2 separate regions of the Homo sapiens genome follow, and region 2 is linked to region 1. Evidence: read pairs that join two places in POLR2A ChIA-PET (ENCODE). Cell type or tissue: K562. All regions are shown on one strand. Each heading gives the region's core, and the rest is flanking DNA. Links, peaks and the distances in the headings are about the cores only.

Region 1 (15,034 bases), core at 6,099-10,098:
TCTGCTGGGGTACTCCTCCCCAGTTGACGACATGGGCAGTTCCTTCAAGTCGTTGCTCAAACATCACCTTCTCAGCAAGGCCTTCCCTGAGCAGCCTATTAGAATTGCAACCAGGCCAGGCGCAGTGGCTCAAGCCAGTAATCCCAGCACTTTGGGAGGCCGAAGCAGGTGGATCTCCTAAGGTTGGGAGTTCGAGACCAGCCTGACCAACATGGAGAAACCCCGTCTCTACTAAAAATACAAAATCACCCAGGCATGGTGGCACATGCCTGTAATCCCAGCTACTCGGGAGGCTGAGGCAGGAGAATCACTTGAACCTGGGAGGCGGAGATTGTGGTGAGCTGAGATCGCACCATTGCACTCCAGCCTGGGCAACAAGAGCGAAACCCCATCTCAAAAACAGGAAAAACAAAAAACAAAAAAATGCAACCATGCCGGCCAGGTGGAGTGGCTCACACCTGTAATCCCAGCACTTTGGGAGGCCAACGTGGGCAGATCACCTGAGGTCAGGAGTTGGAGACCAGCCTGGGCAACATGGTGAAACCCTATCTCTACTGAAAATACAAAAATTACCCAGGCATGGTGGCACGTGTCTGTAATCCCAGCTACTTGAGAGGCTGAGGCATGACAATCACTTGAACTCGGGAGGTGGAGGTTGCAGTGAGCCAAGATCGCGCCATTGCATTCCAGCTTGGGCGACAGAGCGAAACTCCATCTCAAAAAAATAAAAGGAAGCTAACACAGAGTATAAATGGTGCAGGCAGTTTGACAATATCAAAATAGAAAATACACATGCCCTTTGATTTCTCCCTCTTATGCAGGTGGATCTATAGATTCAACTCTACATGTTGGAACACTATAGTATTATTTGTAATTAAAGCATTTGGAAACAACCTAAATGCTCATGGTAGGGGACTATTAATAAAATACGGTAAGGCTGAGTGCAGTGGCTCACGCCTGTCATCCCAGTACTTTGGGAGGCCAACGCAGGAGGATCACTTGAGGCCAGGAGTTCAAGACCAACCTGGGCAACATAGGGCAACATAGCAAGGCCCCATCTCTACAAAAAATTAAAAATTAGCTGGGCATGGTGGCACACGCCTGTAGTCTCAGCTATTAATATTTGGGAGGCTGAGGCAGGAGGATCACACCACTGCACTTTAGCCTGAATACTGAGTAACAAAGCAAAACCCTGTCTCTCTTAAAAAAAAAATTGGGGGGAAGGACAAGTCTTTTTTCTTTTCTTTTCTTTTCTTTTCTTTTTTTTTTTTTTTTTGAGATGGAATTTCACTCTTGTTGCCCAGGCTGGAGTGCAATGGTGTGATCTCGGCTCACGGCAACCTCCGCCTCCTGGGTTCAAGCAATTCTGCTTCAGCCTCCCGAGTGGCTGGGATTATAGTCATGCGCCACCACACCTGGCTAATTTTGTATTTTAGGTAGAGACGGGGTTTCTCCATGTTGGTCAGGCTGGTCTTGAACTCCCAACTCCTGGCCTCGGCCTCCCAAAGTGCTGGGATTAGAGGTGTGAGCCACCGTGCCCAGCCAGGACAAGTCTTCTTACAGAAGAATTCCAATTAGTAAATGTAGAAGGATTGAGAGAAATTGAAAAATCATCATTAGAACACCGGAATAATAATTGCTGCAGGCAACATCTACCAATGAACAATAAAATGAGTGGGTGAAACTTTAAGGAGAAACAAGGTTTTTTTTTTAGAAACGGGATCTTACTACATTGTCCAGGCTGGTCTGGAACTCCTAGGCTCAATGGGATCCTCCCACCTCATGCTCCCCAGTAGCTGCTACTACAGGCACATACCACCCCACCAGGCTTGAAACAAAATATTTGCATAGCCTCAAAGTATCTATCCCCAAATATGTATTAATTAGTATGGTGGTTTTAACATATGCATACATGTTCTTTGATGCTCTGCCATCTAGGAAATGGAGCTTAATTTTTCTCCTCTTGAGTGTGGGCTGGACTCAGCAACTTGCTTCTAACAAGTAGAATGTGGAAAGGCAAAAACAGTGACTTCACAGTGGAAAAATCTGGCAGACACCACCTTAACCAAATGAAGGCTGGCACCACCAGTCAAAAGTCTTGTTGATATCACAGCCTCTGAAATGATGTGGTGAGAAGGGCACTTGGCCTGAGTGGCATTCTTCCCCCAAATCCGTAACGTCAGCCTAATCATGAGAAGACCCATTCTACAAAAGATCTGACCAGCACTCTTCAAATGTGTCCAGGTCACGAAAGACAAGGAAAGGACAAGAAACGGTCTCAGGTTGGAGGAGACTAAGGAGACGTGGCTGAAGGATACACAGGATCTCCCTGTACTGTCCATGTAACTCTTCAATAAATCTACAATTATTTCAAAATAGCAAAAAATACGATTGCTGGCCGGGCACAGTGGCTCACGCTTGTAATCCCAGCACTTTGGGAGGCCAAGAAGGGCAGATTACTTGAGGTCAGGAGTTTGAGATCAGCCTGGCCAACATGGTGAAACCCTGTCTCTACTAAAAATGCAAAAATTAGCTGGGCGTGGTGGCATGTGTCTGTAATTCCAGCTGCTCGAGTAGCTGAGGCAGGAGAATGGCGTGAACCCGGGAGGCGGAGCTTGCAGTGAGCCGAGATTGCGCCACTGCACTCCCGCCTGGGCCACAGAGCGAGACTCCGTCTCAAAAAAAAAAAAAAAAAAATTACTGTGGTCAAGATGGAATAACAGGGATCTGGTTTAACACACCCCAAAAAGGACCTAAGAAAGGACCATTCCCTCTCCTCTCTGAGGTGGGAAGATCTGGGAAGGAGAGGAGGCTGACCAGTGGGGTCTACCTTCTGCTCCACCCCTCTTCTATCCAAGAGTCTGAGCACCCAACCCCCACACCACCCTGGAGGCTCCCGCCCTCGTGCTGAGTCTGGCATGCCCTCCCCATCCCTACTGGCCCAGGGGACTAGGTTAGCTCAGAGAAGCCCTTCTAACTCACCCACAACTGGACCAAAGAAGGATTGATCTGGGGCCACTGCCTGGTCCCTGGGAGCACTGTGCTAGGGCAGGGGGCTGAGATGCCCCAGGGTAAGAGACAGAACAGTGATTTTTTTTTTTCTAAGACAGAGTTTCGCTCTTATTGCCCAGGCTGGAGTGCAATGCGCGATCTTGGCTCACCGCAATCTCCGCCTCCCAGGTTCGAGCGATTCTCCTGCCTCAGCCTCCCGAGTAGCTGGGATTACAGGCATGTGTCACCACGCCCCCCGGCTAATTTTGTACTTTTAGTAGACACAGGGCTTCTCCATGTTGGTCAGGCTAGTCTCAAACTCCTGACCTCAGGTGATCCTCCCACCTTGGCCTCCCAAAGTGCTGGGATTACAGGCATGTGCCACCGCACCCGGCCAAAAACAGTGATATTCATATAGATGGGGGAGGGATTAATGGGGGTGGAGTGAGAGAGAGCCTGCTGGAGCAGTCCGAAAGGCAGGCATTCCTTCTGTTCAGCAACATTCCTGCCCCCACAATCTCCTCCCACAACTTATATCTAGTGCAGGCTGAGAGTGAATCTGTCTGCCAGTGTTCAAGCCACTGTGTGAACCTGAGTTTCTTAACCGTTCTGAGTGTCAGGAGTTTTTTTCATCTCCAAAATAGGAGCAACAAGGATACCAATCCCTTGAGATTGTATGAAGCTTAATGCACTTAACACAGCACCTGGCACGTAGACATGCTCCCTAAATGCCAGCTGTTATTATGAAAGAGAGAAGTCTGAGGTTCAGAACTAGCAGGCAACACATAATCTATAATGATGGATGGCTCAGACAGGGTCCTGTCCTATAGGGACTCACAGTCTAGTGGAAAGGACAGTCCTGTGGACAGCAAATGGCAATATACCTGGGTAAGTACTGTAATAGAATAACAAAGTAATATCCTATCACGGGGCAGTCACGGGGGCAGTGAGAGACAAGCGCTTGTCCATGCCAGGCTCTGTACTCAGTCCATCACATACATTAGGTCTTGCAGTCCTCATACCACCATAAGGTGGTTACCATTATCTCCAATTCACAGAAAAGCAAACAGTATGGAGTGTTTAAGCGTCCTGTCCGAGATGGCATAGCTAGTGGAGCTGAAATTTGAACCCAAGTAATCCAGGTCCAGAATGCCCCGGATGCAGAAATGACCACACAGATTCTACCAATGAACTAACCTGATAAGGTTGGAGGTCATACTCATAACCCCTCACACAGGTCCACACAGACACAGGCAAGCACACCCATGTCTATTCAGATACACACCAATTCCTGTCTATGACGAGCGCTCAGAAAATCCTCCACAACACCACACCAGGAATGATGTGCATTTTGAGAAAAAAAAAAATCAGCTCTGAAGACCTCACAGACACATGCAGTGAAATGTAAATGGAGGGACCCACCCAAGTTCTTGAATAGCACATTACATGCCTGGATGCACATCAGCGGGCATGTAAATGATGACGAGGAGGTCTGCAGACACTGACACGCTGCATTTGCACTCACTCTGCTACTGAATTTTTTAGCAGCTACATTTACTGAGCACCTACTGTATGTAAGGAAAGATAAAGCAGCCGGGAGCTGTGGCTCACGCCTGTAATCTCAGCGCTTTGGGAGGCCAAGGCAGGTGGATCACCTGAGCTCAGGAGACCAGCCTGGCCAACATGGTAAAACCTTGTCTCTACTAAAAATAATACAAAAATTAGCTGAGTGTGGTGGCATGCACCTGTAATCCCAGCTACTCAGGAGGCTGAGGCAGGAGAATCGCTTGAACCCAGGAGGTGGAGGTTGCAGTGAGCCAAGATCACGCCATTGCACTCCAGCCTGGGTGACAGAATGAAACTCTGTCTCAAAGAAAAAAAAAAAAAAAAGTAAAAAAGATAAAGCTCAGAGAAGTGAAGTGGCTTGCCCAAAGTCAAATGGCTGAGATTCAAACCCTGGCCCTATAATATTAGGCAACGGTGTCTCCCTCCACCACTGTGCAGATGCATCCATGAGTGAAGAGATGTGCTATGGCTGGATTCCCTCATTGACATTCCCTGTGACCTTGGACATGGCATGGCCTTGTCTGGCCCACATTCTCATGTTGAGTCCATTCACAGGTGTGCTCCATGGATGTGCATGGATGGGACCGGCAACCCTGGCCTTGCTCTGAGTCTCAGCTTGGCTTGGTGTCACCAGGGCTGTGAGCTTCCAATCCCAGCCTTGCCATGTCCCAGAGCACATGGCTCAAAACCAAGCTCTGGGCATCAGGCCAGCAGGGCCCCTGTGATGGAAGAACTGACAGGATTTCATAAGCATCCGGCCCGGGACACGTGGTCAGGGCAGGGAGAAGGGAGATAAACAGGATGTCCACCAGGGTGTGCACCTGGGCAGGGTCCATGGACCAGGTGTGGCAGGGGAAGAGCTGTCAGGACTTGGCATCTGATGGGCACTCAGCAGATATAGGCTGTGTGAGGGGAGGAGTTTGTGGGGAGGCAGGGCTGCAGCTTTGCTTCCATCCTGGAGGCCAGGAATGAGGGAGTAAGTGAGCCATTGACTCAATGAATGAATGAATGAGCGAGTGAGTGAAGGAAGGAAGGGGTAAGTAAATAAGTGAAGAATGGAATGGGGGAGGGAGTGAATTTATTTATTTATTTATTTATTTATTTTGAGACAGGGTCTTGCTCTGTTGCCCAGGCTGGAGTGCAGTCTCAGCTCACTGCAACCTCTACCTCTCAGGCTCAAGGGATTCTCCCACCTCAGCCCCCAGCATAGCTGGGACTACAGGCGCATGCCGCCACATCCCGCTAATTTTTGTATTTTCTGTAGAGATGGGGTTTCGCTATGTCGGCCAGGCTGGTCTCAAACTCCTGGGCTCAAGCGATCTGCCTGCCTCAGCCTCTGCAGTGCTGAGATTACAGGTGTGAGCCACCGTGCTGAGCTGTGAATTTATTTTTTACACAAATCTGAGTGCTCACTCTGTGCTGGCCCTGGACGGGTCTCTGTGGATGTCTGGTGAGCAGGATGGACACAGCCCGGTCATTGCAACGCTAAAAGCTTGAATGACACCAGTCAGGCTGGGGAACTGGGAGGGCCCTTGACATGCAGAGTGACTCAGCCAGTGTGAGCAGGGGTTGTCAGCATGCCTAGGGGAGCAAGAGACTGTGAGAGATGTGTGTGTATACTTGTGTGCCTGTGTGTGTCCGTGTGTACACATGTGTGCGCCGACACAGCCAGGTGTTGGCCAATGCAGGTGTGGTGTCCTCAAGAGCACAGTGCATCCTGATTCTTCACCCTCCCAGGCCTCCCCTGCCCCTGTTGTGTGCCAGCTGGGCCTGCCCCATGTTATGCCTGACGCCCACGCAAAAGCTGCTTCTTCCAGTCACAGGACAAAGGCATCCTCAGCCCAGACCCTGTACCCCAGGGGTAAAGACCTCTCAGACCCCTAGTGCTCCTCAGCATGGACCTCTCCACCAGGAGCCTCAGAGTTGTGAGAAGCACAGGCACCCAAAGCCCACCGCCCTGTGTCCATGTGCATGGAGTGTGCCCAGGTACACGCAAGGGCTGGAGATGCCCCAGGGCGGTCCAGACAGACGTGCAGATGACACATTGGCCACTGAGTTTCCACAGACACTGAGCTAAGTGCTTTCGAGACACACTGGGTGACCTTAGGCGTATCACCCTCTCTGAGCCTCAGTTTCTAATCTAAAAGTAGGGTAATTATACTCACTTCCAGTCTTGTTAGAATAACTCAATGCATGATCAGCTCAACACATCATGATTATTTTTCCTGAGTTCCTGCCTTCCCAGCTATATTGTCTATTCCTCAACAGTACCCACTGAGTCTTATATCCCCGTTTCTCCTATGATACTCCATTACACAGGACTCAAATAACTACCTGCTCTAAGAATTGCTGAGTGACATGTAGTCCTCATAAATAGCAATAATAGTCACTAACATTTATATAACAACAAGAGCCAGCAATTTTGATTTTTTATTGTGTCAGGCATTGTGCTGAACACTTTACATTCCTTCATTCATTTGACAAACATTCACTGAACACCTGGTAGGTGCTGGGCTCTGTGCTAGACCTGCAGATGCAGCATCTCTGCCCTCAAGGTTCTTACATTCTGATGGGGAAGAAGAGACAGACAAAAGACAGTTTGGCGGGGCACAGTGGCTCACGCCTGTAATCCCAGCACTTTGGTAAGCCGAGGCAGGCAGATCACTTGAGGTCAGGAGTTTGAGACCAGCCTGGTCAACATGGTGAAACCCCTGTCTCTACTGAAAAAATACAAAAATTAGCCAAGTGTGGAGGTAGGCATCTGTAATCCCAGCTACTCGGGAGGCTGAGGCACAAGAATGACTTGAACCTAGAAGGTGGAGGTTGTAGTGAGCAGAGATCGAGCCACTGCACTCCAGCCTGGGCGACAGAGCGAGATTCAGCCTCAAAAAAAAAAAAAAGATAATTTAATACATAAATGGGATAATTTCAAACCTTGACAAGTGCTACAAATAAAATAAGGAAGAGTTATGGATTAGAGACAAACTGCAGGGATTAGGTGGGGCATGATGCTTGATGAGTGATCAGGGAGGGCCTCTCTGAGGAGCAAATATTTGATCTGAGACCTGAAGAAGAAGGAAGAGCCTGGAAAGATACAGGAAAAGTTCCAGGCAGATGGCATAGCAAGGGCAAAGGCCCTGGGGCAGGAAGAACTTGGTAGGTTCGAGGACTAGGAGAAAGGGACCATAGCTGGAGGATGATTCAGCAAACCTGGCAGGTCTGTCCTGGATGACTCAGCAAGCCTTGCAGGTCTGTTCTGGTTTCAGAACCCAGGCATTTTGTCCTTCACTCCAGGCTGCCTCAGAGACATGCATCCCTGCCATACACAACAATGTGTGCACGCTGGCACACATGCACATGCATGCACACACACACTCTGCATGCTGACACACAACTAAGGGCCGGACCAGCCATGATAGTCTAAGACACTAACATTTTTCTCTAGTGTCTTGTGGGGCCAAGTAGAAGGGCCAGATGTCACCTTTGCCCAGCCTTCCAGAAGTTCTGGGCCAAAGAAAGATTAAATGGCAGGAAGAGAAAAATGGCTTAATAAGGAGGTGACGGGGAACTCGGGTGGCCTGTGGGGGTGCGGAGATGGGGGGAGATGATAGAGATGTGAGAGCCCATGGGCACATCCCCTCTGGGGAAGTGAGGGAGCACCGAGAACAGAGAAGCAGAGGGAGTGGAGACGGTTCTCAGAAGCACAGGGCCTCCACACTCACCACAGCCCCTACTCAGCCGACATGCCTTGCTTCCTCTCACCTCCCCTGGTTCACCTCAGAGATGGGACACTCATTGCCCACCAGGGCAGCCTGGGTGGTGCCAACTGTGAGAGAGCTCCCCTTCCACATCTGCCTTTGTGGCTGTAAAATGTGGAAAGAATAAGAGAAATACCTATGAAATCTGCAGGAAGATACTTTCTTTTTTTTTTTTTTTTTTTTTTGAGATGGAGTTTAGTTCTTGTCGCCCAGGCTGGAGTGCAGTGGAGCGATCTCAGCTCACTGCAACCTCCGCCTCCCAGGTTCAAGCAATTCTCCTGCCTCAGTCTCCCGAGTAGCTGGGATTACAGGTGCTCGCCATCACACCCAGCTAATTTTTTTGTATTTTTAGTAGAGATGGGGTTTCGCCATGTTGGGCAAGCTGGTCTCGAACTCCTAACCTCAGGTGATCCACCCACCTCAGCCTCCCAAAGGAGGCTGGGATTACATTTTTCTAAATCAGTTCGGTAAAAATCAAAAATTTTGAGAACACCTGGTGTTGTAGTTCTGGGAAGCAGGTACTCACATGCTTTGCTGGCAGGAGGTAGATTGATAACAATCTCTATAGAGGAGGAGCCAGAGATCTCTCTTAAAAGTGCAAATGCACAAACTTTTGACTTAGAAATTCTGCTTCTGGGCAGGGCGCGGTGGCTCACGCCTGTGATCCCTGCCTCCCAGGCCAAGGTTGCAGTGAGCTGAGATCGCACCATTGCACTCCAGCCTGGGCAACAAGAGCGAAACTCTGTCTCAAAAAAGAAAGAAAGAAAGAAAGAAAAATTCTACTTCTAGGAAATTAGCTCAGAACTTCTCTCCACACCCCCATGTATGAACACTGCAGCATTTTTTGTTATAGCAAAAGACTGGAAATAATTAACTGTTCATTGACAAGGGATGGTTTAAATAAACCAGTACATTCCTAACCATGGAATAGGACCAAGCTGTAAAAACTGACCAGGCAGGTCTTTCTGGACTGACACGGAAGAGTCCCCAAGATAAATTGTTAAATAGGAAGGAAAAAGGCAATCTGAAGGACATGGAGTGTGCTCCCATCTGTGTAAAAAAGTGACAATAAATCCTCATATTTTATGTCTTGAAGGAAACACGAGAAAATGGCTTGACCCCAGGAAGATGAACTAGGAGCTGGGGATAGGAGTGGGAGGGAGACTTCTCAAGTATTACTCTTCTGTGCCTTTGAATTTTGAGCTAAAATATTTAAATAAAATATTAATATAATTAATATAATACAATTAATAATTAATATTGAATAAAATAAAATATCTAAAAATCTGCTCCCCGGGTGCGGTGGCCCACGCCTATAATCCCAGCACTTTGGGAGGCCAAGGCTGGTGGATCACCTGAGGTCGAGAGTTAGAGACCAGCCTGACCAACATGGAGAAACCCCGGCTCTACTAAAAATACAAAATAATTAGCCGGGAGAGGTGGCGCATGCTTGTAATCCCAGCTACTCAGCAGGCTGAGGCAGAAGAATCGCTTGAACCCGGAAGACGGAGGTTGCAGTGAGCCAAGATCGCACCATTGCACTCCAGCCTGGGCAACAGAAGCAAAACTCCGTCTCCAAAAACAAACAAAAAAACAAAACAAACAAACAAACAAAACCACAACTGTCTGCTCAAAAGTGCCATCCTCCTACACACTCCTTGCCCTCAGCTAAGTTCTGTCCCCATGGAACTCTCCCTGGAAGAGACAATCTGTCTCCCAAGAGAGCAGGCCTATGTGTGAGTCCTGGTTCCATCACTGACCCTAAGTGTGACCTCAGGCAAGACACTCCCACCCCTGACTTGTACTAGACAGTTCTCCCCAGCACTGACATTCTGTCTCTCCTGCTGGAGGGGCAGGAGGGCAGGCACAGTGTCTTCTTGCTCTGTGATTCATTCAGTTCACTTAAACTGAGTTACCTACTCCAGGCCAGAGTTTGGGTTCATCCATTTCTTGCCCTCCATGCCCACCCCAGGGTCTGGCATGGGAGTTGGTACCCTATAGGAGTTCTGAACAGACTCAGCTTACGGATGAGGAACAGACGGTGGGTCAGATGCGCGGTAAGGAGGGTCAGGTACACGGCCCATGGGATCGAATAGATTCATGGGTGGGTCTTTAAGACAACCGCCTTCACTCAATCCTAAGCCCTCCCCACAGCTACCACCCTATTTTTTCTCCCCTTTGCAGAAAAGGGCTTTGAGAAAATTGTCTATCCTCGCTGTTTTTAATTAGTCTTCTCTCTCTCTCTCCCTCTGAGACAGGATCTGCTCTCTCACCCAAGCTGGAGTGCAGTGGCGTGATCATGGCTCACTGCAGCCTCAACCTCCTGGGCTCAAACGATCTTCCCACCTCAGCCTCCTGAGTAGCTGGGACTACAGGTGTGCACTACCATGCCTGGCTAATTTTTGTATTTTTTGTAGAGACTGGGTTTTGCCATGTTGCCCAGGCTGGTTTTGAACTCCCAGGCTCAAGTGATCCATCCACCTCAGCCTCCCAAAGTGCTGGGACTGCAGGTGTGAGCCACCACACCTGGCCCTCTTGTCTCTTAAGTCCATTTAATCATGCTTCTACCTGTCACTTCCCTAGTTGAAACTGCTCTTGTCAATTTCAACACATTGCTAAATCCAATGTGTTCAGTTCTCATTCTTCATCTTTTTTTTTTTTTTTTTTTGAGACAGAGTCTTGCTCTGTCACCCAGGCTGGAATACAGTGGCACGATCTTGGCCCACTGCAACCTCTGCCTCCTGGGTTCAAGCGATTCTCCTGCCTCAGCCTCCCGAGTAGTTGGGACTACAGGCACAAGCCACCAAACCCAGCTAATTTTTGTATTTTTAGTTGAGACGGCATTTCACCATGTTGGCCAGGATGGTCTCAATCTCTTGACCTCGTGATCCGCCCACCTTGGCCTCCAAAAGTGCTGGGATTACAGGTGTGAGCCACCGCACCCGGCCCATTCTTCATCTTCTTAACTGATCAACAGTTTGACACAGCTGACCACTCCCTGCTCTTTGATGTACTTCTTTTCACTTGGTGGCCAGGCCTCCACTCTCTGCTGGTTTTCCTCCTTCTCAGGCTCCCTGCTTCTCCCATTCCTGTTGGAGCAGTGAGGACTTGGTCCCTGGAGCTCTCATCCAGTCTCACGTCTATGACTCCCAACACTGTATCCTCAGCCCAGACCTCTCCCCTGAACTCCAGCCCATACATTCAAATACCTACCTGATGTCTCTTTGAGGATGTCAAAAGACATGACAGACTCCACAGAACCAAAGCTGAACCTGGGCTTCCCCCAAACACCTCGCTCCATGTCATTTGATGGCAGTTCCATACCTGTCACCGTTCAGGCCAAGAAACCTTGGAAGCACCTTGACACCTCCTTTTCCCTCAAACTCCACATCTAGACCATCAGCAATCCTGTTGGCTCCACCTTTAAAATATACCCAGAATCCAGTCACAGCTCACCTCTAGCATGGCCACTGCCCTGCTCTGAGCCACTGGAGTTTAAGAGAATTATTGCAACACCTGCTCCCTTGTCTTCCTGTCCTTGCCTCATTCAGTCTATTCCAAGTACAGATCCCTAAATGATTTTATTTTAAAAGTAAGTCAAGGCTGGGCATGGTAGCTCATGCCTGTAATCCTAGCGCTTGAGGAGGCCGAGGAAGGAGGATCACTTGGGTGTAGGAGTTTGAGACCCACCTGGGCAATGTGGCAAAACCCTGTCTGTACTTAAAAAAAAGAAAAAAAATGGCTGGGCATGGTGGCTCACCCTGTAATCTTAGCACTTTGGGAGGCTGAGGCGGGTGAATCACCTGAGGTCAGGAGTTCGAGACCAGCCTGGCCAACATGATGAAACCCCATCTCTACTAAAAATACAAAAATTAGCCGGGCAAGGTGATGCACGCCTGTAGTCCCAGCTACTCAGGAGGCTAAGGAAGAAGAATCACTGGAACCCAGGAGGTGGAGGTTGCAGTGAGCCAAGATCGCGCCACTGCACTCCAGCCTGCATGACAGGAGCGAGACTCCATCTCAAAAAAAAAAAAAAAAAAAAAAAGGTAAGTGAGATCACTTCCCTCCTCTCCTTAAACCCTCCCCTGCCTCCCCATGACTCCTCAGCGTCCTTTCAAAGGCCTCCAAAGCTCCAGATTATCTGAACCCCCTTTACCTCTCTGACCTCATCTCCCACCGCCTCCCTGTCACTGGCTGCACTCCAGCCACATTGACCTTCTCCGATGGCACACCAGTCAGCTAGTCAGCTTCCTTTTGGAGCTTTTGCATGAGCTGTTCCTCTTCCTGAAGAATTTGCCCTTCGGATAGTCTCAGGGCATCCACTGAACACTCCACTCAATACAGCCACTGCCTGCCCACCCAACACTCCTCATCTCTGTACTTACTCTTTTTTTCCCTTGCATTCGTCACCCCCTAACATGTGCTACAATGTACTTATTATGGTAATTATTTCTTGCATGTTTCTTTCTTTTTTTTTTTGAGACAGGGTCTCACTCTGTTGCCCAGTCTGGAGTGCAGCAGCATGATCTCAGCTCACTGAAATCTTGGCCTACCTGGCTCAGGCCATCCTCCCTCCTCTGCCTCCTGAGTAGCTGGGACTACAGGCACTCACCACCATGCCTGGCTAGTTGTTGTACTTTTTTGTAGAGATGAGGTTTCACCATGTTGCCTAAGCTAGTCTAAAACTCCTAGGCTCAAGTGATCCTCCCGCCTCAGCCTCCCGAAGTACTGGGATTGCGGGTGTGAGCCGCTGTGCCTGGCTGCACTTTTCCTTCTAATGGAATGTAAGCGCCACTTTTGTCTGTTATTTTCACTGTAGTATCCCTAGCCTTTGGAATGTTGCCTGGCAAGTAGTAGGTACTCAGTAAATATTTGTTGAAGAAACGGATGATTCTATAAATAGCATGGATTGATATGGGAAAGCTATGTAGGTGGATGGATGGATGCTTGTCGGATGGAGGGTAGATGAAAGAACAGCGAGAAATTCGAATGGCTAGATGGTGGGGATGCATTATAAAATAATAATTCATAGATGGAAAAGGAATGAATAGATGGGTGGAGGGATTTAATCTCTTCAACTACTATTTACTGACCACTTGCCGTGTGCCAGGCACTGTATGAGGTGCTAGAGACACTGGTGAGCCACACAGGCAAGGTGCCTGTCCTAAGGGAGCCTGTAGTTCAGTGGGTGAGGCAGACACTAAACAAATAACAAATACATACATAATTCCAATTATAGTTAAGTGTTCTGGTGGAAAAGAACAGGATGCTCTGGGAGAGAATAATATGGATAAGTGATGGAAAAATGGACAATAAATGGGTAGATGGAGATGGATAGGATCGGGGTTATTTGCCTTAAAGGGCCTGGCTTCAGGACTGGAGCTGCTTTACCTTAAAGGGCCTGTCGGACCACATGTACCATCCCACATCCCAGACCAGCTCTGCACTCAGAGACTGTCCCTCTCTCCCTGCCCTGACTCAGCACCTGCCTGGCCTATCCCCAGTGGTCCTGCCTGACTCTACCTCCAGCTCCCACCCTGCTGAGTCACAGTCAGGCTGGTCAGGGGGCTGTCCCATGTTCAGTCCAGCCCCTCAGCCTTCCTCGACCTGGGGGGGTATGGGGAGCAGCCCAGAGGGGAGGGGAGCAGGTGCCAAGCTCTTGATTCCTGTGCCTGAGCACTGCCCTGTTGAGACCAGAGAGAGAATCTATGGCTAGGGTATCTGGGGCTACAGTTGGGGTTTATCTGGGGCCTGGGGTCACACATGATGGATTAGAGCTAAATCTATCTCCAGGGTTATAACTCAATCAGGAGCTAGAATTCAAATTCAGTTTATGGATCATGTGGGGAAAAAGTGACCAAGACACCGTTCAGTTTGGGACCTGGGTCGGCGTTAGCTGTGGCTACGGCCCAGGGCTTAGTGATCACAGGTCAGACCATGTTCAAGGTTTCAGGCCAGAGTGCAGTTGAAGTGCAAAGTCAGGCAATAGGGTTCACCCTAGGACCACAGTCAAGGATCTGGGTCAGTTAGTGTCCAGGGCACTGGCCTTGTCTCCTCTTCTTTGGGAGAGAAGCCAGGTGGATGAGTTGGATCTAAATGTCCTGAGGAGCAACTTCCAGCTCAAGTTCCTTCACCCAGGCGGCCTAAGCCCTCTCAGCACTGGCCCCAAAGCCTTCCTTCATCCCTCAACTTCCTCCATCACTCCCTGACAGCCTGGCCTTGCTCAGTGTCCCTCGCAAGGCTGAACAGTCCTCATTCTGGCACCTCAGGGGACAGGGTAGGGGTGGGGACTATGGGACAGGGCTCAGTGCTGGACCCAGGAGGGCGCCTTGCGCAAGGTTTTCTGATGCAACTGGCTGAGTGCTTCAGCATTCCACCCCCACCCCCCAAGCTTTTCTCAGAAAGGCAAGGCCTGGGCAGTTATCCAGACTGAACATATAATCCCCTTCCTTCTCTGGCCTTTGATGGCTTCAGGACCTGCAGGCAAAAGGAAGGCAGGAAGGCAGGCAGGAAGGAAGGAAGGTCAGGTGACTCAGCAATGCGTCCAGCACTGGGAGCTGGCAGATCTGGGGCTCCCTCATCCTCCAGCTGAGAGGCGAGAAAGAGAATCAGGATCCCTGGAAGTTTGGAGATCCTAACCCCTTATACATACAAAGCAGCAATTATGTGCCTAAGCCCAGGGAGAGACCTGTAGCTGCCCAAGGTCAGAGGCAAGGTCA
Region 2 (15,034 bases), core at 6,793-10,792, 320 kb after region 1:
GGGTGCAGAATACAGAAACCTCTCACAGCACGTTCACAACCATGAACCAAAACAAAAATAAACACACACAAAAGAGTGAAATAAGGGTCTGGAACTATGGGGTTTCCCTCTCCCTTCTTTTTGTGTTTTCCAAAAAGATCATAAAATATTTCAGTTCAGCCAGGTGCAGTGGCTCACGCCTGTAATCCCAGTACTTTGGGAGGCTGAGGCGGGTGGATCACGAGGTCAAGAGATTGAGACCATCCTGGCCAACATTGTGAAACCCCATCTCTACTAAAAATACAAAAATTAGTTGGGCATGGTGGCGCGCGACTGTAGTGTCAGCTACTAGGGAGGCTGAGGCAGGAGAATCTCTTGAACCCAGGAGGTGGAAGTTGCAGTGAGCTGAGATCGCGCCACTGCACTCCAGCCTTGTGACAGAGCAAGACTCCATCTCAGGAAAAAAAAAATAGTTCAACAAATATTTATCTTGAGCACTTGCTAACTGTCACTTACTTCCAAATAGAAGAAATGCTGAAGTTTAGTAAACCATGTCAGGATATTCACTATTCATTCTTCTGACTTTTGGGAAGTTGGCATTGTGAATTTCCCCAGTGGCAATAATAATTATTAGTACATCGCCAGCAACATTACAGAGCCACCCCACAGGCCTGGCAGTGTGCTAAGCACTTTCCCTTTGAAGAAGGTGACCTTGCCTGGGGCTTTAGATTGAGGGATTTGGAGTCAGCCTATTTTCAGTTTAAATTCCTGCTCTGCCATTTCCCGACTGTGTAATTCTCTGTGCCTCCATTTTCTCATCTGTAAAATGGGTGTATAAATTGGGCCTGTCTCACAAGGTTGCAGTGAGGATTAAATGATAATATAGGCATCAAGTGCTTAGAGCAGTGCCTGGCACACAATAACTTGATAAATGTTGACAGTTGCTATTTACATATCCTCACTTATCTAAGCCTTACCATGGCCTCATGGGAGAAGGTGCTGTTATTGAAATGACTGGTTCATGGCTACATAGTCACTGTACAGAGGAGCTAAAGAGTGTCCCATGTCTTCATGGCCTACTGCCTTCCTGCCCAGGAGCCCCAGGTCTTGGCATAATAGGTCTAGCTGGCTGCAGGCTTAGCCCTCTCTGGCCTACCTCGTCTGCTCTGGCATCTTCCATATTTCAACTGTGCCCTGCCCATCAGGAAGAAGGGCAGTTCCCAGGGTCTAGGTGTGAGTCTCAGGGCTGTGTGACCCTAGGTGGCTGGCAGAGCCACCCTGGGCCTCACCCTGCACATCCATAAAGAGGGGTTGGGGCATCCTATGATTCACTGGCTTCACTCTATGGGGTCAGGAAGGAGCACTGACCTGGGAGTCAGGAGCCCAGTTCCAGCCCTGCTTCTGCTCCCTTTGCCCTCCCCTTTGGGCCCCAGCTTTCTTGTCTGTCAAATGGGAATGGGACAAGATGGTCCCTGAGCTGCTGTCCAGACCCGGTAATGGAATTCTGTATGAATTCCAAGGAGGAGAGTAGCCACAAATGCATCCGCTCCACGCTGATGGGGCTCTCTCTCCGGTAAGCTTCACTTACTCTGCCATTTCTCCAGTGTATTTTATCAGACCCACCTCCTCTGAGCCAAAGAAAAGAGGGTAGGAGCAGGATGAAACAAACTCACAGCTCTGTTCATTCAGGCTCATCACAGAGATGACTTGCCCAAGGGCATGTGGCAGGTCCTCTGAAATTTGAGGAAGGCTGTGTTTTCTTTTGTGTCACTTTGGTCCTCCGGGAAGCAGATGTGAAAATGGAGGTGTAAGTGTAAGAGATTTATTGAGAAAACACCGTGAGAAATGGAGGAGAGCCTTCAGAGAGGGATGCAGGTCTGATACTGTGAAAGGAGAGGTGGAATAAAGAAAGATTGGGGAAGAGGAGCCTCAGGCCATGGTGCAGGTCTAAGGAAGTCCTAGCCAACCCAACAGGGAGCTCCTGTGCAAAGATTTCCTGTAGAGGAGTCCCGTGCTCGACAGAAGGGCAGACCCTAGTTTCCCACCATGCTCAGTCATCAGCCGGCCTGTCCTGGAAGAGTGGCTGTGCTGACAACTATGGCAGATTGCAAAGGTGTTGCAGCTGGAGGCTCTCAGTGACTGTAGTCCAGAGAAGATCTGAGTGGCACCTCCCTAAGGCTGCCACATGTTTTTCTTTATTCATTTAATAGACACTTACAGAACTCTGGGCCATGTGCCAGTTACTGATCTATGCACTTTACAAATATTACCTTAGTTAATCCTTACCCTCGCCTTTTGAGACAGATGGTATTTTTAGCCCCATTTTATAGAGGGAGAAACTGAGCACAAAGAGGTTAAGTAAGTTGCCCAAGGTTTCACAGCCAGTAGGTGATAAGCCACAAATCCAACCCAGGCAAGCTGCTTGGAGGCTCTGCTCTGACCACTCCACCACACTGCCTCCTCTCCAGCTGCAAATGCCTTGGTGGCAATTTCTGGGACCATTTCCATTTTCATTTTTCATTGGCTCAGGACCTCACAGCCTTAACAGGAAGGGGCCTACTGTGGTGGCTGGGGGCATAGCAGGGTCCCAGCTCCCCCTGAAGCTTCTACCTTGCTCCCTCAAAGACTTCCACCTCAAAGCCTTTGCATATATTGTTCCCACTGCCCAGAGCACTCTTCCACCCCCTTCCTTGCCTAGGTAACCCCTCCTCCCATCGCTCCCTTGCCTGACCCCAGGATCTAGCCCAGGATAGGGGTGATATGTAGTGGAAAGGAGCTAGTTGACATTTATTGAGCACTTATTATGTGCTAGGAGCCAAGTCCAGCCCTTTACATAGATTGCCTCACTTAACCATCATAACAACCTGTGAGTGTGGCCCATGGCTATCCCCATTTTACAGATGAGGAAACCAAGGCTCACAGATGCAAGGTGACTTGCCCAAGGAGACCCAGCTAGGAATCAGTGGTGTCAGTATTTAAACCAGGCTGCCTGGCTACAAAGTCCTGATCTTAAACCATGAGTCCTTCCCTCTAAGAGGGCAAAAGATACCAATGCTAGGGTGGGTAGGTGAGGGCCCTCCAAAGAATGTCCCTCCCCTTCCCCCTGCCAGGGCTGACAGCTCCTTGAGTGGGATTCCGGATCTGCTCCATTCATTGCCGCACCTCCATCGTCTACCCAGAGCCGGGTAAATAGTAAGTGCTCAGTAAATACATCAATTGAATGAATAAACTAATGAGTGAAAAACCTTCTTGCGACCCGCAGTCACCTTGGTCCCCTTTGACCAGAGCCAGGTTGACGTGTCAACCGTCAAGATATCCCTCTGTTTTGGGTGATAATTAGATTTCTATCTTGACTGTTACAGACATTGGTATTCCTCCATTAAAATGTCTTTCTTTCAGGCCAGGTCCGGTGGCTCACGCCTGTAATCCCAACACTCTGGGGGGCCGAGGCGGGTGGATCACCTGAGTTCAGGAGTTCGAGACCAGACTGGCCAACATGGTGAAACCCTGTCTCTACTAAAAATACAAAAATCAGCTGGGCATGATGGGGCGTGCCTGTGATCCCAGCTACTCAGGAGGCTGAGGCATGAGAATCGCTTGAACCTGGGAGGAGGAGGTTGCAGTGAGCCAAGACTGCGCCACTGCACTCCAGCCTAGGTGATGGAGTGAGACTCTGTCTTAAAAAAAAAAAAAAAAGAAAGAAAGAAAAGAAAAAAAGTCTTTCTTTCAAAGTTGGAGACATCCCTAAACATTCTAACTCCTGTCCCTGACAAGGTCCCATCTTAAGCAGGTCTCTGAAACCTCTGGAAGAAGGAATTGGCTATCAGGAGTCTGATCACCAGGCTGCCTGCGGGGTCAGGGTATTTGGGGTGGGCCTCTGGCATGGTTTAGCGGTGGGCTGGCCAAAAGCCCCTAGACAAGAGCCCACCATTCAAGCAAGTGGGATAACTCAGCGTTTGGGCCTGGGTCACCCTGAGCCAAGTTTTATTTTTTATTTTTATTTTGTAGAGGTAGGGTCTTGCTCTCATCCAGGCTGTAGTGCAGTGTTGTGATCATGGCTTATGGCAGCCTTGAACTCCTGGGGTCAAGTGATCCTCCTCCCTCAGCCTCCTGAGCAGCTGGGACTACAGGTGCATGCCACCATGCCCTGGCTAATTTTTAAACTCTTTGTAGAGATGGGATTTTGCTATACTTCCCAGACTGGTCTCAAACTCTTGGCCTCAAGTGATCCTCACGCCTCGGCCTCCTAAAGTGCTGGGATTATAGATGTGAGCCACTGTACCTGGCTGAGCCAAATTTTAATCCTGGCTCTGCCTCTTCAAGCTGGTTGGCCCTGGGCAAGTTACTTTGCCTCTTTGCAGCTCTATTTCATCTCTGTAAACAGAGGCCAGTGGGAGCACCTGCTAAGTAGGGCTGTAGGGGGCTTCATGTATAGTCAGCCCTTGGTAAGTGGGAGCTCTACTTGAAGGGCCTTTGAGATAACAGCATTGTCTCCTCCCCACCCCCATTTGACAGTTGTGGAACCTGAGGCATGGGACAGGGAAATGCTTTCCCTGGAACATTCAGGCTCCCTGCCAAGTCAGGATGGGCTTCCTCACTCCAAGGTGGCCTCTCTTGCCTCCCTCTCTTCCCCACCAGCCGAGCTCAGAACCATGCCTGGGAGATGCTGAGGTGGCAATGGAGCTGCAGAGTTGGCATTTCCAGGCTCCCAGGACTCCTGGCACAGAGGAATCAACCCCTCTCAGCAGCCCCGGCTCTGCCTCCTGCTCCCTGCCTCTGCTCATATACCAGCTGGGACTCATCAGCTTCTAGAGAAAGCCAGGAGGTGGCCCAGGTGCATGGAGGCAGGGGGCTGTCAATATTGACCTGTGCTTGACCGCAGACTTTGCCAGTGGACAGGTTGCTAAGGAGTCAGAATGTCCACATGCCCCTAGTGCTCATCTTCCTAGCCTCCCATCTCACCTAGCTGCAGAGGGGGAGGGGGAGCACAAGAGTTGAAAGCGTGGATGATCTGGGTTCACTTCGGCTGCTTACCAACAAGTTACCCAGCCTGGGGAAGTTTCCCATCCTCTTTTTATCTCAGTTTCTTCAACTGTTACATGAGGATGTTGATACTAATGGCTTATCTTGAAGGGCAGATGGAAGATGAGTGAGGTGTTTGCACACAGCCAGTGCTCAATAATATTGGCCATTGTTAATTCTGAGGCTATCCTCTTACAGTGACCTCTTGGGCCTTTCAGCCCCAAGGAGCCTCTCCTCTCTCTGACTCCTGTGGCTCTGTCAAGATCCTGCAATGAAATTCTTCTGGAACCCTATCCAGATGGTGAACTCTTCAAGGGCGGGGACCCCATACAGGTGCCCCATTATAGGCCTGGTACACAACAGGTGCTCATGAAAAGGCCTGCTTGGCTGTGATACTACATGAACTTACAGAACCCTCACAACTACTTTTGGAGGCATATGACATGATTATCCCCTTTTATAAAAAGGGGGACAGTGGGTAACATCGAGGTGAAGAAATTGCCCAAGCAGCTGGGCGCGATGGCTCACGCCTATAGTCCCAACACTTTGGGAGGCTGAGGTGGGTGGATCATTTGAGGCCAGGAGTTCAAGGCCAGCCTGGCCAACATGGCGAAACCCCATCTCTGCTACAAATACAAATACAAATAATAATAATAATAATAATAATAATAATAATAATAATAATAATAATAGCCAGGCATGCTGGCATGCACCTGTAATCCCAGCTACTGAGGCTGAGGCATGAGAATCATTTGAACCGGGAGGCAGAGGTAAGAGGGAGCCAAGATCGGGCCACTGCATTCCATCCTGGGTGACAGAGTAAGACTCTGTCTCAAGAAACAAACAAACAACAAACAAACAACAACAACAAAGAAAAAGAAAGAAAAAAATTGCCCAGGGGCTCACAGCTATAAATCTGCAGATACTTATTGTGACCTGCCATGTGCCAGACACTGTGCTAAGAGCTGGGGACACAGCAATGAACAAGACAGAGACCTGCTCTCATGTGGCTTACATCCTGCTGAGCCAAGAGTAGGTAGATATGCCAATGTCCTGTCATAGAAAGCACCAGGCAGGGAAATGGGCAAAGACAGAGAGAGGTGGAGGCCGGGCGCGGTGGCTCACGCCTGTAATCCCAGCACTTTGGGAGGCCGAGGCGGGCGGATCACGAGGTCAGGAGATTGAGACCATCCTGGCTAACACGGTGAAACCCCGTCTCTACTAAAAATACAAAAAATCAGCCGGGCGTGGTAGCAGGCGCCTGTAATCTCAGCTACTCGGGAGGCTGAGGCAGGAGAATGGCGTGAACCCGGGAGGCGGAGCTTGCAGTGAGCCGAGATCGCGCCACTGCACTCCAGCCTGGGCGACAGAGATAGACTCCATCTCAAAAAAAAAAAAAAAAAGAGAGGTGGAGCGAGAGCCATTTTAGATAGGGTAGTCAAGGAAGACCTCTCTGAGGAGGTGACTTTTGTGTAGAGTCCAGAATGCAGCAAGTGCTGGGTGAAGCCTCAGGAAATCTGCTTTAGCATTGCTGTGGCAGATTCAGGGTGGAATCCAGGAGATCCCAGGACTGGTGGTGCCTAGAGCCCAGTTGGCTAGATCAACTTCAGTGTGGATAAATGACTCCCCTGCCCCCGCGAACTTACCTTCCTGGAGCAGTTAAAAGAACGGGGCACATGACCTAGATTCTCTGAGCTTCACTTTTCTCATCTGTAAAATGGGGATTGAAAAGCATAGCTTACAATTCTGAGAGCTGAGTTGATTAACAGAGATGGTCCATGTAAAATGCTGGGCTCAGAGCTGGGCTGACCAGATTCACCTAGTCCTTGGTGGCTGGAGTGGGCAGGTGACCTTCCTTTTGGCCGTCCAGCACCCTCCAACTCCTTGCTTCTGAGACCTCACCTCCCACTCATGGTATCATTGCTGGCCTTCCCAGCCCCGTCTTGGCCAGGGGGCAGTCAAGTGACCCAGATTAGCCTCGTGCCATTCTGTTGAGGGTGTGGTGGTTGCTACATTGAGTGTCCAGAGGTAGCAAGGACTAAAGTCCTGGTGTCAGCATCCAGCGTTGGTGTCAGCAGCACGAGCTCTGTCTTGGGGACCCGTGGTGTCAGCAGTGAAGTCTCCCTCAGGCCAGGGCTTTGGTCTGATTTGAGGGCTTTTTTCTTTTCTGGATATGAAGCCTGTAAGCCTTCTGACCCTCCTGGAGATCCTTCAGGCACGTCTGCAGCCATGGGTCCTGGATGATTTAGCAGCTCACGCCATTGTCTGGAAACTCCACTGGTACTATTTTTCTCATGTTCAGCTCTCTGTGCACAGACTCCATCCTTCTGGCCCAGATGGCCCCTTGGGGATATGCACATACCAAGTTCTTTCCACTGTCCTCACTTTGAGGGCAGGGGCCTGGGTTGTTCATTTTTGTGTCCCCAGATCCTAGCACAGAGCGGCTCAGAGGAAAGGCTCAATGCATGTCCATGGTGTCAACAAATCAGTGGCACAGGATACAGTTTCCACACATCTCCCCATCCTGGTTGCTTCCCCGAACCATTTTCCAGTCTGTCAGTGTTCTTCTGAATATACAGGATCCAGAACTGAGCACAAAACTCCAGAAATAGGTGAATGGAGCTGAGCAGAATGAAACTGTCACCTCCCTTACCGTAGATACCGGACTTCTAATTACATGACCAGACATTTAATAAGCTTGTTTTGTTTCCCTGGGTGGCATATATCAAGCTACTAGCAAGCGTTTTGTTTTCATGGTCCTCTACCCACATATTGTTGCAAAACCTCACTTTACTGCCCTTCTCCCTTAATTTCACGCTTATAATAGTATTGCCCCTCTCTCACTTCCCAGGAATGCCAAGTCGATTACAGCTCAAGAGCCCAATCTTGACTGGTCCGTAGCCTGGAACATGGTGCTGAGATAGATGCTGTAACTGAGTTTGGGCTCACTGAGAAAGACTGCTGCAATTGATTAACGATGTCTGCCAAGCTGTGTAAAGTGAAGTAATGTCATTCCCTATCACAAGTCCTAACCTGGGGTCCATGGAAAGAATTTAGTTGGTCTGTCATTAACTTGGATAGGGAAAGTATTACATCTTTAATTTCATTAACCTCTATCTGAAACTTATCATTCCTTCAATTATGAATGCAGGCAACAGACCACAGTGGTATTAGCAGGACCTGTGACTTTGTCACCAATAGAAATCACAGATTTTTTAAAATGACATTACAGACGTTCCGCATATCTTGAAATATAATTTACATGCACTGTGACTTGGAAATGATAAGTTATTTGCTAAGTACTCATTTACTTACTCACATTTGTTTAGCGCCTAGTCAATAGCCTGGTGACGTGCCAGGACCTGGGCTGGGTGCTATAGGCAAAAGGCAGATGCGTAAGGCTCAGTCCTTCCCTCAAAAGAGAAAAGCAGACAGTGACAATGGAAAGGCTTGATGCTTTGATGGGGGAAGTACCTGAGGCCCCCAACCCAGCCCAGAGGGATCAGGGAAGGCTTCCCAGAGGAAGTGGCCTCTCAGATGAGTAGGAAGTAACCAGACCCCTGAGTGCTGAGAAAAAGTGTTCAGGGAGCAGAAACAGCATGAGTAACGAAGCTAGGAAAGAAAGAGGACACAGGGCTTACAAAGTATTCCATGGCGGGGATGGGGAGGGGAGGAGAGAAGCGGGGAGATGGCTGGGGGGGTCAGGCAGGCCCCTGGAAGTCATGCTTGGCGGTACCCTGGTCGTGGGGGGGAAGGGGTGCTGGCGCTTGCTGCCCCATCTGTCTCAGTGGCATTGAGCTGTGACTTCAGTGGCCTGGGGAAGTTCAAGGTCACCTCTGGGGTGGAGGAGGTGGAGACATCTCACCAGGGCTGGCAAAGGCCAACTGGGAAGCTGGGGCCGATACCTGCCCCTCACGGCAGCCACCACAAGGGGCCTTCTGCTCCGAAGGCCCAAGCACGCCCTGTTCCTTTATTTATGGGCCGTGTGAGCAATTTGCTGCTTGCTGGCCGGCTGGCTGGGTGTGCGATGCGGGGATTACTCACGCCCCAGTTGTGGTCCGGCCTCTGCAGGCTGCGGGGTAGTGAGTGAGGTAATTAAGTGTAAAAGATGGAGCAGGCAGGGGAGGGCTGAGGGCGGTGAGCAGTCACTGGTTCTTTTCAGGAGCAGGGGAGTGAGATAATGTAGGATAATAGCCTAGCCAAACCCTGCCCAGGCAGCCCGGCCTGTGCTGAGAGGTGCCCCCCAAACGGCCAAGACAATTCAGCCTTTTCAGGGAAAATGGGGGGGCTTGGGCAGGGCCTGGCTCCCAGGGACAGCTGTATGGAAATGACAGCTCCTCTCCTTCGTCCTGTCCTGTGTTGGCTCAGGGTAGGGGCAAGTGTAAGTGTCTTCAGCTGGGGATGAGGCCAGGGCAGGGGGCAGTAGATGGGACCAGGAAAGCTGGTGGGTGAGAGGAGGGATCCATGCGGGGCTGGGAGACTGACCTGTGTATGTGGCACAGGCACAGTGGTTCGTGGCAGCAGACTCCAGGGCCTGACTCACCTGGTGGAAACTGTGGTGTGGCTTTGGCTAGCTGTGTGACATCAGCCTAGTTGTGGTCCTTCTCTGAGCCTCAGGACTCTCATCTGTCAAATGGGGCTGTCAAACAATTCCTACTTCCCGGGGGTGTTTGGAGAATGGTTCGTAGCGCCTGATGCACAGGGGCTACGAAATGCTTGACATGGTGAAGTCCAGAATCAGAGTGCATTAGTCATTCACTCATTCAGTGGATAAATGTTTATTGAGTGCCTACCATGTTCTAATGGTTCCTGGGAAAGCAGCAGTGACTAGAACAGAGTCCCTTTCCTCTTGGAGATGACATTCTAAGAGGGGAGACAGACCATTAATCGTGAAACACATAAGCATAAAAGGTCATACCAGCAATCCCACTTCTGAAAACTTATTCTATAGACATGTTTGCATACATGTGGAATGAATGCATTCATGGTTATTTATTGCAATTTTGTTTGGCATAGCAAAATCTTAGTAATGATCTAAATGCCTGTTACACATGGGCTGACTGAAGTATGGAATATTATATAGCCATTAAAAAGGGTGAGACCATTTCTATTTCTGTTTATTTTTATTTACTTTTTTTAGAGATGGGATCTCACTATGTTGACCAGGCTGGTCTTAAACTCGTCACTGGTGAGACCATTTCTTATGTACTGATATAGAAAGCTCCCTAAGATGTTTTGACAAATAAGAAAAGGAATGTGAAGGATAGTTTCTGTAAAAGAGGAGACAATTTGAAAAATGTATTTCTATTAGCTTGTGTATATATGAAACTAATAATAGTTGTTACCCAAGGAGAGGAGTAGGGTTGGAATGAGAGACAGGAAGGGGAGAGTTTCACTGTATACTTTTCTATAACTTTTATTTTTGTATGAAGTGAATGTATTACTAGTTCAAAAAAGAGAAAATAAATATTCAGCTTCCTCTTTCCTCCTTTCCTTCCTCAGCATTTGTTGGAGGTAGCTGTTGAGATTTGGGACTAAGCAACAAAGGCAGCTGAGTGAGGTGGTGGCTCAGTGTGCCTGGGGATTGAACAAACAGGTTCATATATCAAGGATAATGAGAGCCAGGTTGCTCAGCATCAGAGAAGGGAATTACAAGTATGAAAACAGGAAAGGCTAGAAAGAACCCTGTGGTGTTAGATTGGAGTTAGAGGAATCAGTGTAAACTCATAGCTTTTGATATATATAGTTACATAAGCATGCATGCAAGTGTGTGTGTGTGTGTGTGTGTGTGTGTGTGTGTGTGTGTGTGTGTGATGCATATGTGCATTTCCCAGTTCTGTCCAAAAAGACAGCAATAATCAATACACCATGTAGCCACGAATACACCTAACACCTAGATCTTGGGTTTTAAATACTATTCTCCACTGAAAGGAACTGGGGCTTGGGAAAATAGTAGATTTGAGGGCTGGAGCAGGAAAAGTGCCCTGTGCCTGGTACCATGGTACATGAAACATCTAGCTGTGCCATATGATAGGCAAGTGCTCAAGTAATGCTGAGGACATGTCAAAAGACCAAGGTGCCAACTTAAAGGGACTCCCAATGGCCAAATCTGGGACAACTTGAGTATCAAAATAATGACAGTAACAGATTATAAGCCATGAAATATAAATAGTCCTGATATACAGACACATACACGTATTACATACACACATACATACATACACACATGTGCAGAAAGAGAAAGCTCTTTCTTACACTAGAATGCCCAATAATAGGTGTGGAAGGAAGGATGCAACTAGTATGGTAATAATTGATTCAAACAAGAAGCATTACTAGATGCTAAAACTAAAGCCATTGTGTGAAAATTTGTTGAGGAGTAGGATATTTACATAGTCTTAAAGAGTCTTTCCACAAGATACAATACCTGCAAAAGGAAGGAGAGTGACTTTATAGCGAAGAAACATGGCAGAGACTATCTTAGTCGAGTGATCAAAGGCTGCATCACTGTTACTGGACAAACTGACATGAGGCTCCTGATGGGATGCACAGGGAAGAGTGAAAAATCACTTCTGTGATGTTCCTGCCAGAGATGCAAAACTGAAATCTAATCACGAGGAGCCGTCACATAAACCCAATTTGAGGAACCTTCTACAAAACAACTGGCCTGTAACCTGGGTAAGTATCAAGGTAATGAAAGGCAAAGAAAAACTGAGGGACCGTCACAGATTAGAGGAGACTAAAGAGATAAGACAATGAAATACAATGAGTAATTCTGGATGGATCTTTTTGTTTATTATAAAGGACATTATTATTGAGACAATGGACAATATTTGACTGGGCTCTGAAGATTGGATGGTAGTAATATATCAATGTCAATTTCCTGATTTTGATGATTTTATTGTGGTTATGTAGGAGAATATACTTGCTTTTAGGAAATGTACACTAAAGTATTCCAGGATAACAGGGAATCAAATTGACAATTTACTCTCAAACAATTCAAAGAAAATCTCTCTATATATAAATCTCTAAGAGAGAATGATAAAGCAAATATGTTTAAATGTCAATATTTGGGGATTCTGGGTAAACAATATATGAGAATTCTTTGTACAATGTTTGCAACTCTTCTGTAGGTTTAACATTATTTTACAATAAAGTTATTTACATGAAACTGAAACCATATGATGTCAAGTAATGATAAGTGATATATAGAAAAATCAAGTGGGCAGAGGAACAGAAAATGAGGGGGTGGTGCTATTCTAGATGGTATGGTCCAGGCAGGCCTCTCTAGGGGAGGACCTTTGAGCAGAGACCTAGTGGGAGGGAGGGAGTAGCTCCATGGATACTTGGGGAGAGTCTCAAAGGCCGAGGGACCCATCTGAGAAAAGGCCCAGAGTGGGACCAGCTTGGCCTGTGTATTAGTGTCTATTGCTATGTAACAAATCATCACCAACTTAGTGGCTTCAAACAACAGCCATTTAGCTCACAGTTCTGTAAGTCATCGTCTGGCACAGAGCAACTGAGTTCTTTGCTCAGGATATTACAAGGTAGAAACCAAGGTGTAGGTTGGGCTTAGTTCTTATGTGAAGGCTCTGGGGAAAAAATCCACTTCCAATTTCATTCTTTTCTTTTCTTTTTTTTCTTTTTCTTTTTTTTTTTGTGCAGTTGCAGAGAGGAAAGGAGGAAATTTTTCGATAGAAAAATCTTGGAGATCCTGTTGCTGTCACCCATCGGGCTGTTGGAAGCTGGGGTTAGTCCAGAAGTCTTCAGGTAATGCCAGGGTGTTGCCCTGGCCAGGAACTCTCAGTTGCCTCTGAACTTCTTCCAGCCCCACATGATGGCTAAGCTCTCCATGAAAGGAGACCAGTTGGAAACAAAGCCAACATTCCCAGCACCCTGAGGGCACTGAAGGATTGGCTAAGTTCTCCCCGGCAAGCCTGTTCCCTGAGAAAATGGAGGACAGAGTCCTTAAAATGAAAGAGCTGGGGTCTGTGCCTATACTCACTCTTTCAATGAATCTACGTCGGATCCCAGGCAGGCCCCCACAATGAAGTGGTGTTGTTCAACTGAGGTAATACCCAAGGTTCGTTGTCTCATGGCCACAGAAAACTAGGACTCGGACACACCAGAGTGAGGTTAAGAGCAGAAGTTTAATAGGCAAAAGAAAGAGAAAAGCTCTCTCTGTTGCAGAGAGAGGGGTCCTGGCGAAAATGGGTTGCCCCCAAGTTCATTCTTGTTGTTCGCAATGTTCAGCGTCTTGCGGTTGTGGGACTGACCGTAACAGACGATTTTTTTGTTGGCTAGAAGCCACCTGCATTCCTTGATGTGTGGCCCCTCCATCTTCAAGTGAGCAATGGTGTTTTGAATCCTCCTTATGCTTCATGTCTTTGACTTCCTCTTCTGTGACCAACCGGGAAAAACTCACTGCTTTAAAAGGGCTCTTAGGATTAGATCAGGTACTGTGTTAGTTCACTTTTGCATTGCTATAAAGAAATACCTGAGGCTGGGTGATTTATAAAGAAAAGTGGTTTAATTGGCTCATGGCTCTGCAGGCTGTACCAGCATAGCTCTAGCATCTGCTTCTGGTGAGGCCTCGGGAAGCTTCTAATCATGGTAGAAGGTGAAGGGAGAGCAAGTGGTGTCACATGGTGAGAGCCAGAGCAAGAGAGAGAAGGGGAGGGTGCCAGATTCTTTTATTTTTTATTTTTGTTTTTTGAGACAGAGTCTTGCTCTGTTGCCCAGGCTGGAGTGCAGTGGCATGATCTCGGCTCACTGCAACCTCCACCTCTCGGGTTCAAGTGACTCCCATGCCTCAGCCTCCTGAGCAGCTGGGACTACAGGTGCACGCCACCATGCCCAGCTAATTTTTTTGCATTTTTGTTAGAGATGGAGTTTTGCCATGTTGCTCAGGCTGGTCTCGAACTCCTGAACTCAGGCAATCTGCCCACCTTGGCCTCCCAAAGTGCTGGGAATTCAGGCATGAGACATGGCGCCTGGCCCCAGACTCTTTTGAACAAGCAGATCTGTGAACTAACCGGGTGAGAACTCACTTATTACCAAGGGGATGGTGGTAAACCATTCATGAGGAATCCGCCCCGGTGATCCAATACCTCCCGCCAGGCCCACCTCCGACACTGGGAATCACATTTCAACGTGAGATTTCAGAAGACACACATCCAAACCGTATCAAGCATACCCAGAGATTTTCCGTATCTTAAGGCCATTTATGCCAAATAACATAAGCTGATCACAAGAGTAAACGCCACCATATTCACAGCGCAGGGTATTTTACAGGACATGTACACAGGATGGGGAGGACTGGGCTGAAATCCTGGAGGCCATCTTAGAATCTGCCTATCATAGTTGCCGGGGTTGAGAAACAAGAAAGCCAGTGTGGCTGGAGCACAGTGAACAAGGGGGTGCAGGGAGGAGAGACAGCAGAGTATCACAGGTGGAGAGACACATATATACCACCTAGCCTGATGGGAGGCTGAAGGCCTGAAAGTCACCTTGTGCAATTTTGGTTCCTGAGGAAGGGGAGGGTCATGCGAGTTCCTCCATGGATTCACTTGCACTAAAAAGCACCCCTGGGGTGGGACCCAGTCGATGATGGAAGTCAATGGAATGCGTGTTGAAGAGTAGCCCTTGGAGAACCAGTGGGCTGCTGGGCATAGGTGATAAGTTCTGCTCTGTGCATTTGGCCCAGTAGGCACAATGCCAAGAAGCCATGGGCTCGTCAAGGATCCATGGAGAAGTCTGAAATCTAAAAAAGCTGGCTGGAAAAATATTTTAAAACTTTCCAAACTTGAAAGACTTAGTGAAGTGCCTACCAAGTAGCATTGTGTCAATGGGTCATGAGCAACGCCCAAGTCTCCTAATAGTTACATATGCGTTCTATGTGATGTGACTGCATTTTGTTTCCATTTTAACATTATTGTATTTATTTTTTCGTAGTATCATGTGCAATGTACAAATAAAAAGGAACAAAAGGAGATGCCCTGAAAAGCAAGTCTCTCTCCCACCTCTGACCCCCAGC

The links. ChIA-PET counts read pairs that join two places held together with the same protein. Peaks named below come from ENCODE experiments on the same cell type or tissue, not always from the same donor. Only the 100,000 strongest peaks of a DNase experiment are listed, where the experiment ranks them.
Region 2: POLR2A ChIA-PET joins it to region 1 with 6 read pairs; 1 of 35 experiments calls an interaction of 5 or more read pairs at or near these places.

The regions. Positions count from the first base shown.
Region 1 is chr20:357,321-372,354 of GRCh38, forward strand. No RefSeq gene overlaps it. Among named protein-coding and RNA genes, the nearest start is that of TRIB3, 16 kb to the right of the region's middle. RefSeq lists enhancers at 5,905-6,199, 7,663-8,262. In K562, for the core only: no CTCF peak of the experiment used is centred there; a DNase peak (open chromatin) is centred at 7,771.
Region 2 is chr20:680,053-695,086 of GRCh38, forward strand. No RefSeq gene overlaps it. Among named protein-coding and RNA genes, the nearest start is that of SCRT2, 12 kb to the left of the region's middle. RefSeq lists a silencer at 4,953-5,247 and enhancers at 8,488-9,068, 9,069-9,647. In K562, for the core only: a CTCF peak has its summit at 8,934; a DNase peak (open chromatin) is centred at 8,990.